Regions from separate parts of the Homo sapiens genome. Here region 1 is linked to region 2. A link is a loop called in an ENCODE intact Hi-C map of the cell type or tissue named here. Cell type or tissue: GM12878. All regions are shown on one strand. Links, peaks and the distances in the headings refer to the core of each region. The heading gives the core; the rest is flanking DNA.

What was found. Hi-C counts contacts between places; a loop is a spot of excess contacts. Peaks named below come from ENCODE experiments on the same cell type or tissue, not always from the same donor. Only the 100,000 strongest peaks of a DNase experiment are listed, where the experiment ranks them.
Region 1: it touches region 2 in a loop (2.9-fold over the local background); 1 of 110 quality-filtered maps calls a loop at or near these places.

Annotation. Positions count from the first base shown.
Region 1 is chr15:72,139,871-72,144,213 of GRCh38, reverse strand. SENP8 (SUMO peptidase family member, NEDD8 specific) reads right to left here. Exons shown (of 2, transcript NM_145204.4): 2 at 522-4,343. The coding sequence ends at 3,952. Among named protein-coding and RNA genes, the nearest start is that of SENP8, 24 kb to the right of the region's middle. RefSeq lists an enhancer at 2,352-2,441. In GM12878, for the core only: no CTCF peak of the experiment used is centred there; a DNase peak (open chromatin) is centred at 2,603; H3K4me3 peaks cover 290 bases; H3K27ac peaks cover 1,086 bases.
Region 2 is chr15:72,076,864-72,081,267 of GRCh38, reverse strand. All of the region lies in intron 1 of MYO9A (myosin IXA), which reads left to right. Among named protein-coding and RNA genes, the nearest start is that of MYO9A, 39 kb to the left of the region's middle. In GM12878, for the core only: no CTCF peak of the experiment used is centred there; DNase peaks (open chromatin) are centred at 2,167 and 3,205; H3K27ac peaks cover 1,087 bases.

The DNA of each region.
Region 1 (4,343 bases), core at 344-4,343, 63 kb before region 2:
AGCTCACTGCAAGCTCCGCCTCCCGGGTTCACGCCATTCTCCTGTCTCAACCTCCCGAGTAGGTGGGACTACAAGGTGCCCACCACCACACCCAGCTAACTTCTTTTTGTATTTTTCGTAGAGACAGGGTTTCACCATGTTAGCCAGGATGGTCTGGATCTCCCGACCTCGTGATCTGCTCGCCTCGGCCTCCCAAAGTGCTGGGACTACAGGCGTGAGCCACTGCGCCCGGCCAATGTAGGGCTTTTAAGGTGCCCTAAACCAGCAGAGCAGTATAAGGAGCTGATCCAGATATGACTTAATATATAAAACCAAGCCAGTTATATAGGTCCTGCTGCCTAGCAGTTAATTCAGATGACAATTTCTCACTATTAGTTTCTGTAACATACCAGCTGAATATATGAAATTTAGAAACTGAGGCTAGACTACATTTAAAATGTTCAAGTGTGAAGTTCTTGCCATTTTCTAGGACAGGGAGAAAGGAATAGGTGGAAAAAGTGTGAGACGAGATGGAGGCCACGTGACTGAGCTTCTGAGTTTATTTATAAAATGAGAATAACAGTACCTGTTGAAACATGAGAACATAAGAATTAATGAGATTATATATTTCTATAGAACCTCAAAAATGTACAAGTTACTTTATATATATGGTAATATATATAATGATGCATATATAATATGCAAGGTACTTGTGTAATATGTGTGCATAAAGTACCCTGCACATTACAGAGTGATAAAAAGGTTAGTTGTTGCTATTCACCATCCTTGAATAAGTTTCTCTTTTGTACATAACAGTAATTATCAGCCATTTTTTACACAGCTGTTTAGCTGCATAGCAATATAAAACTAAGTTTTCAAACTTGTTGTTAGTCTTAAAATGGAACTGAGTAGGACAGAAGGAAAACAAGGTTTATTTTGTAGATGAGACTACTGAATCTGACAGACCCTGGATTTGACATTCATGCTCTAACACCATAGCATGTACATTTCTGTAAATACTTTTTTTTTTTTTTTTGAGATAAGAGTCTCGCTCTGTTGCCTAGGCTGGAGTGCAGTGGCACAATCTCAGCTCACTGCAACCTCCGCCTCCCAGGTTCAAGTGATTCTCCTGCCTCAGCCTGCTGAGTAGCTGGGATTACAGGCGCCCACCTACCATGCCCGGCTAATTTTTGTATTTTTAGTAGAGACGGGGTTTCGCCATGTTGGCCAGGCTGGTCTTGAACTCCTGACCTCAGGTGATCTGCCTGCCTTGGCCTCCCAAAGTCCTGGGATTACAGGCATGAGCCATTGCGCCCGGCCTGCCCCATGTAACTGAGAAATTCTACTTGGTCATTTCAATGGAATGTGTTATTAAAACATACGGTCAATATGCATATTGTAAAATTATAGTATAGTCAAAATAATTAGGTACATATCAGAAACATAATCCACTTTATCTGATCTGGTTAGGACCAGCGCTTGTGAACTTCAACATATACCTTGCCAAATGGTTGAAATATTTGTGTTTTAAACACTATTACATAGGAAACCCACTGATACTTATATTTTCTACAACCATTTATAGCTGGGTTTATATATGGTAACTTTTCTGAATTCCATATTGAGACACGGGTTGGACAAGTGTGACTATACTTACCGGGCAATACAACAGGATATCTGAAAGCAGGTTAGTTCAGTTTGATAATTGCTTAGCCCAGTTTTGAAAAACCTGCCTTCCTTTTGAATATTTTGATTAATTTTGCAGAATAGATCCTTTTGACTCTAAGAGAGAAGGGAACGCAATACCAGCAAAAGATTTTTTCCTATTTTGTGTCATGTAACATGAATGGTATGTGGTCAAGCAGGTGTGTAACTTACCGGGTACTATAGTATCCAGTGAAATACAAGTCAATTCTTAAATTCTCCTGCAATTTATAATGCTAACATTTACAAATGACATACTCAAAATTTCATAGGAGGACACTAATCTGTGGCACAGTCCAATCAGGCTAATGCATTTGGAAAATGCATTTTTTATATATATGTAGATAGATTACATATACATGTCTATACGTGTGTATATATATTTTTCTATATATATTTAAAAGACTAGTGTAGTTTAAAAATTTACTTATAAATTTACTTATAAGATGAATCGTAGGGAGTTAGGAAAGATTGCTTTCATATGCTTTAATTCTCAGATTGAAGATACTCTGATATTTAAATAAACATACTTTGCATTGTCAGAAAGATAACTTTTCCCAGAGAGGATTTGACTTTAATAGTCTAGATTAGCTGCCTAAGTCAACAGTCACTGAAATAACATTGTTTTCTTATCTTTATCTACACTTGTGGCCTATCATCAGTGACCTTTGTCACTTCTCTTGCTGTCCCTCCCTCTGTATTTCACCTCTATGGATGACTGCCAGTTCCTAATCTTTTTCCTAGCCCCATCTTCCATTAGGACTGGTTTTTATCCAAAATGTACCGACTTGAAATGGAAACTTTTTTTGATAGCTTTCTCTTTGACTTTTAGTTTCAGCTCCTGCTCACTCAGGCCTGCTATGTAACCTGTACTTATTTACCCTTACTGTGTTTTCCCTTCTCGGCTAAAAGGAACCAAGTTACTTTCTCTGTGGTCACTGAGTGGTGAGGTTATTTTGGGCCATGAGGGCTGGGGGCAGGGTTAGGCTGGGGAGGTAGCTGAAATAAGTTTCATGGCTGAAGCTCATCTTTGGTTTTCAAGTCTCATAGGCCTTGCAATCTAATTCTCATTAGGAATAGAATTAATTTGTGTACCTAACATGTCATCTGGTTGTTTACTATTTGAAACAACTGAAACACATCAGTGCTTCTGGAGGGATAGTATTTCGTTCTACTCTTGGTTCCACATTTTACAAATTACATTCCCTGCATTTTTAATTAAGTAAAAGGGCTGAGAAAGGTCACTTTTCTTCCTTTATATTTAAAAAACAAACCAACTCTAAGTCTGTTAAGTTTCAGATACAAAAATCATCCTGAAATTACCATGACATAACTAAAAACAATTCTGCCAGAATTAAGGACAGAGAGGAAAACCTATAACTATCAGGAAGAACAAATGTTTATCTGAAACAACAGGTAACCTTGGGAAGGTATCAACTATGAATTTTAGAACCAAAGAACTTTGGATATAAGGAGGAAGTGTGTGCATGGCTAATAGACAAGGCAGAGAAAAGCAGTTATTAATCCAGAGTAGCAAGTCTACCCAATCAGTGAGCAAACTGAGAGGTCCACCAGACATTAATTTTAATGAGGTTACTCAAGATTTCCCCTTTCTTCAAGCATTCCAGGAATCAGATGGAGGAAGATAGGGTAACATCATCTTTATCAAATATTTGCAAACATTATATAGATAGCTGGAAAAGCCTGTGCATGGTGAATGGAAGAGATGTCACATAAAACCGAATAACTGAGTCTCATAATATTTAGGTCTTGAATGAAGTTAGGCCTTGATCTGCTTCCAGCCAGTTGATCTCTTAATTATGTAGGCTGTGCAACAAGTTTTTGGTTCTGTTTTATAGTTTTCTTCTCTGCATTCCTCTAGATTTAATATATTCTTGATTTGTTTTACAGATCACTGCTTTTCCTCCAGAATAAGCCAATGTGGATAAGGGAGACCAAAGGAAATTAATTATATACCAATAAGAAAAGTCTTACGTAAACCCTGTGTGTAATAAATGTTCAAATAAGTTGGTTGTAAGGTTTTGGTGTACAATTTCAAGATATTTTCACAGAACATATTGCTCCCCAGTCAGGGTTAAAGTGAAACGTTCCATGGGGATAATGCAGAGGATGATATTCTTTCAGGAAAAAGAGTATTAAGCTTTCCTCTACTAGGCATCTTCCCTCAGGCACTGAGATTGCAGCCATCCAACAAATGGGGAAGGGCAGAAAGAGGAGCCTTCAAAAGTCGCAAATATACTTCAATAGCTACTTTTTAGCAAGTGTGGTAATGAGATCTTTCCATTCTCCCCTCTTCTTTGTGATGTATGCAGGGGTGAGTAGCTGCAGCAGTGATTCTGTCTGTTGCCTAAAGAAGTTCTGACACAAGGCCTCAGTGTTACATATCACGTACATCCCACAGTCATAGCTGTTTTGTTGGGCAGGGGCTTTCTCTTCCACAAAGGCCAGTTTGTCTCCTTTTCTGCCTAAGAAAGCCTCCAGTTTCTCTGCTACCTGCTTTGCGTGAACTGAGTTGCTCCTGCTATGGGAATCATAATGAAAAAAGCTATTTTTATCTTGGAGGTAGACCAATAAACTCCAGTGGGTTCCTCCAGCTGCCTGGTTGGAGTTATCATTGATGGCTAAAAATACAACTCTCT
Region 2 (4,404 bases), core at 200-4,199:
CACCAGTCAGAATGACTATTATTAAAAAGTCAAAAATAACAGATGCTAGCGGGGTTGCAGAGAAAAAGGAACACATATACAGAGTTGGTGGGAGTGTAAATTAGTTCAACCATTGTAGAGAGCAGTGTGGTGATTCCTCAGTGACCTAAAAAGAACTACCATTCAACCCAGCAATCTCATTACTGGGTGTATACCCAAAGTAATATAAATCATTCTATCCTAAAGACATGTACACATGTGTGTTTGTTCACTGCAGCACTATTTATGATAACAAGGACGTGGAATCAACCTAAATGCCCATCAGTGGTAGACCGGTAAAGAAAATGTGGTGTATATATACACCATGGAATACTGTGTAGCCATCAAAAAGAACAAGATCATTTTCTTTGCAGGAACATGGATGAAGCTGGAGGCCATTATTCATAGTAAACTAATATGGGAACAGAAAACCAAATACCACATGTTCTTACTCATAAGTGGAAGCTAATTGATGAGGTGGAGGGTGGGAGCAGAGAGAGAATCAGGAAAAATAACCAATGGGTACTAGGCTTAATACCTGGGTGATGAAATAATCTGTACGGCAGACCCCTGTGATGTGAGTTAACCTTTATAAGAAACCTGCACATGTACCCTTGAACTTAAAAGTAAAAAAAAAACCCAAAAAGTATAATTTCACAATTTAGACCTCACTTTTTACATTTTTTAAGTAGCTTACTGGGAGGATCTTTGCATTTTTGGGGTGACTGGTATTAACGCTTTCTGGCTCTTACTGTCTCCTTGAGCTGTGGAGACTGTCTTCATAGGTTGGTGGACACTTCTCTCCTAGGCTAATTGCTGCATAACTTCCCACTCTCTGTAAATGGCAGATGATGAAACTCCCAGAGAAACTTCTCATGGCCATATTTGTCCTTATCAAGGAAAATTAAAATACCCACATTTACCAAAAAAAAAAAAAAAAAAGAGAAGCATGGTTAGTTTATTGATTGGTACGTTGTTAGTTGATTTTATATCATAATAGCACATCTCAGACCAGTTTTCTTCCTTATTCTGATATAATGGATACTGTTGCATTCTGTATTACAACTTCACTATTATATGAATTATATAATGTGAATTAAGCTGTCAGCATCTACACCAGGGAGGAGTGTGTATGTGTTTTAGGGTATAATCAGCCGAGTAATAAAAGGAGGGTGCAATGGAAATACAGTCTTTGTAGGGATGGCATTACAGACAAACTAAGAATCAGCAGATAATACTTGTTCCTTGCCTGATCAATCACTATTGAGTGATTTAAAATTCCTTTTAAATACTTACAGGTAAAAATGCTTTTTTAAACTTTTAAATACTTTTTTATACTTTTAAATACAGGTGCAGAAATACTTACAGGTAAAAATCTGTCTCCAATGTTAGTTTATGCTGAGGCTGTTTAGTCTTAAAGATTTATAAAACATTTTGAAATTCCTCTTCAGATTCTGAAGCCTACATTTTAAATGTAGTATAAAACCTAATAATAGCGAATTGGAAACATTAATGTAGATCCTCTTAAGAGAGATCAAGACATATGGATTAGGACACACTCCACATCCCCCATCTTTTCCTTTCATTCCCTTCACAGTAGTGTTGGTTTTCCATAGTGTTCGTTTCCTAGTGGTGCTCTTTCCAGTTTGGTATATGTGTTTTCATATATTTATTTGTGCATTTACTTATATATATGCATATGCACTTGTAGACCATATGTCACCTTGCATTTTTAAAACACATGCATATTATACTGTATCCTTTTTTCGATATTCATCTTCAGATAGAAGGCCTAAGAGACTGTTGAGTATTACATTTTAAAAAATTAAGTTTTAATTTACAATAAAATGCCAAAATTTTATAGTATGCAGGTTGATGACTTTGTAAGCAACTAAAAATTATTTTAATTAATATACTTTATTTTTAAAATTTTAAATTTTCTTTTATTTTTAATAGGGTCTATTTTTTAAAGCAGTTTTAGGTTTACAGTGAAATGCAGCAGAAAATACGGAGTTTCCGGATATCACCTTGCTCCTCCTCCTGCCCCCACAGTTTCCCCTATTGTTTAGCATCTTGGTTAAGTGAGGTCCATTTGTTACAGTTGATGAGCCATATTAATCCATCGTTACTATTTGTGGTCTGTAGTTTAGGGTTCACTCTCTGTGTCCTACATCCTGTGGGTTTTGACAGATGTATAATGACATGTCTGTACCGTTACAGTATCATAGAGAATAGTTTCACTGCCTTAAAAATCTCATGCTTTTACCTTTTCATCCTTTCACCTCCCACAACGCTTTTCAACCACTGTCTTCTTGCTGTCGCCATAGTTTTGCCTTTTCCAGAATGTCATGTAGTTGGAATCATACAGTACATAGGCTTTTTGGATTTACTTAGCAATGTATATTTAAGATTCCTCTGTATTTTTTCATGGTTCGATAGCTCGTTTGTCTTTATTGCTGAAATATATTCTATTGTATGGATACTAGGGTTTGTTTATTCACCTTTTGAAGGACATCTTGGTGGCTTTCAATTTCTGACAATCATAAATAAAGCTACCGTAAACATCCATGTGCAGGTTTTTAAAGTTATTTTTTTATTTTTAGCAACAGTTTCTCACCATATTGCCCAGGCTGGCCCCAAACTCCTGGGCTCAAGCAATTCTCCCACCTCAGCCTCTTGAATAGTGAGGACTGTTGCCATGTGCCACTGTGTCTGATTTCTGTCTGCAGGTTTTTGGGTGGAGGTAATTTTTGTTTGTTTTGCCTTTTGAGACAGGGTCCCACAGGCTGGAGTGCAGTGGTATGATCTGGGCTCACTCTAGCCTCTATCTTTCTGGTTCAAGGGATCCTCTCACTTCAGCCTCCTGAGTAGCTAGGACCACAGGCATGTACCACCATGCCTGGCTAATTTTATTTTTTGTAGAGAAGGAGGTCACACCACATTGCCCAGGCTGGTCTTGAACTCCTAGGCTCAAGCGTTCCTCCCACCTCAGCCTTCCAAAGTGCTAGGATTACAGGCATGAGCCACCCTGGCAAGCCCTGTAGTGAAGTGAATTTTTAGCTCATTTGGGTAAATACCAGTGAGCATGGTTGGTAGATTATATGGCAAAAGTATGTTTAGTTTTGTAAGAACTGCCAAACTGTCTTGAAAAGTGGTTGTACTATTTTGCATCCCCACCAGCAATGAATGAGAGTTCCTGTAATTCCACATTCTTACTAGCATTTGGTTTTGTCATTGTTTCAGAATTTTGCCATTCTAATAGGCATATAGTACTATCTCACCATGGTTTTGATTTTCAGTTCCCTAACAAATATGATTTTGAGTATCTTCATTTAGTTATTTGTTGTCTGTATATCTTCTTTGGTGGGATGTCTGTTTAGATTTCCCACTTGGCCCATATTAATTGGGTTATTCATTTCCTTATTATTGTGTTTTAAGAGTTATTGGAGGTGTGTGTGTTTATGTGTTTATATATATATATATATATATATATATATTTTTTTTTTTTTTTTTTTTCTTTGAGACAGAGTCTCACTCTGTTGCCCAGGCTGGAGTGCAATGGCATGATCTTGGCTCACTGCAACCTCTGCCCGCGCCGCCCCCCGCCACCCTGCCACCACCCTGCCGTCACCCCGGTTCAAGTGATTCTCTTGCCTCAGCCTCCTGAGTAGCTAGAATTATAGGCATGCACCACCACACCTGGCTAATTTTTGTATTTTTAGTAGAGATGGAGTTTCAGCCTGTTGGCCAGGCTTGTCTTAAACTCCTGACCTCAAATGATCCACCCACATCTGCCTCCCCAAGTGCTAGGATTACAGATGTGAGCCATGGCGCCCGGCATCTTTAAGGTATATTTTGAATACTAGTCCTTTATCATATATGTGTTTTGCAAAGATTTTCTGTCAGTCTGTGGCTTGTCTTTTCATTCTCTTAACGGTGCCTTTTGCAGAGCAGAAGTTTTTATTTTTAATGAAGTCCAGCTTATCAATTATTTCTTCTATGGTTTGTGCTTTTGGTGTTGTATCTAAAACGTCATTGCCAAGGCTGAGATTAGCAAGATTTTCTCTTATACTGTCATCACCAAGCCTAAGTTTACCAAGATTTTCCCCCATGCTGTCTTATAGGAGTTTAATAGTTTTGTGTGGTACACTCAGATATGCGATCCATTTTGAGTTAATTTTTGGTGAAACGTGTAAGGTCTGTGTTGAGATTTTTTTTTTTTTGGATGTAGTTGTCTAGTTTTTCCAGCACCATTTGTTGAAAAGACTATCCTTTTTCCATTGACTTGCCTTTGTTTCATTGTCAAAGATCAGGTGACTATATTTGTGTGGGTCTGTTTCTGGACTCTCTTTTCTGTTTCATTGATCTGTTTGTGTATTGTTTTGC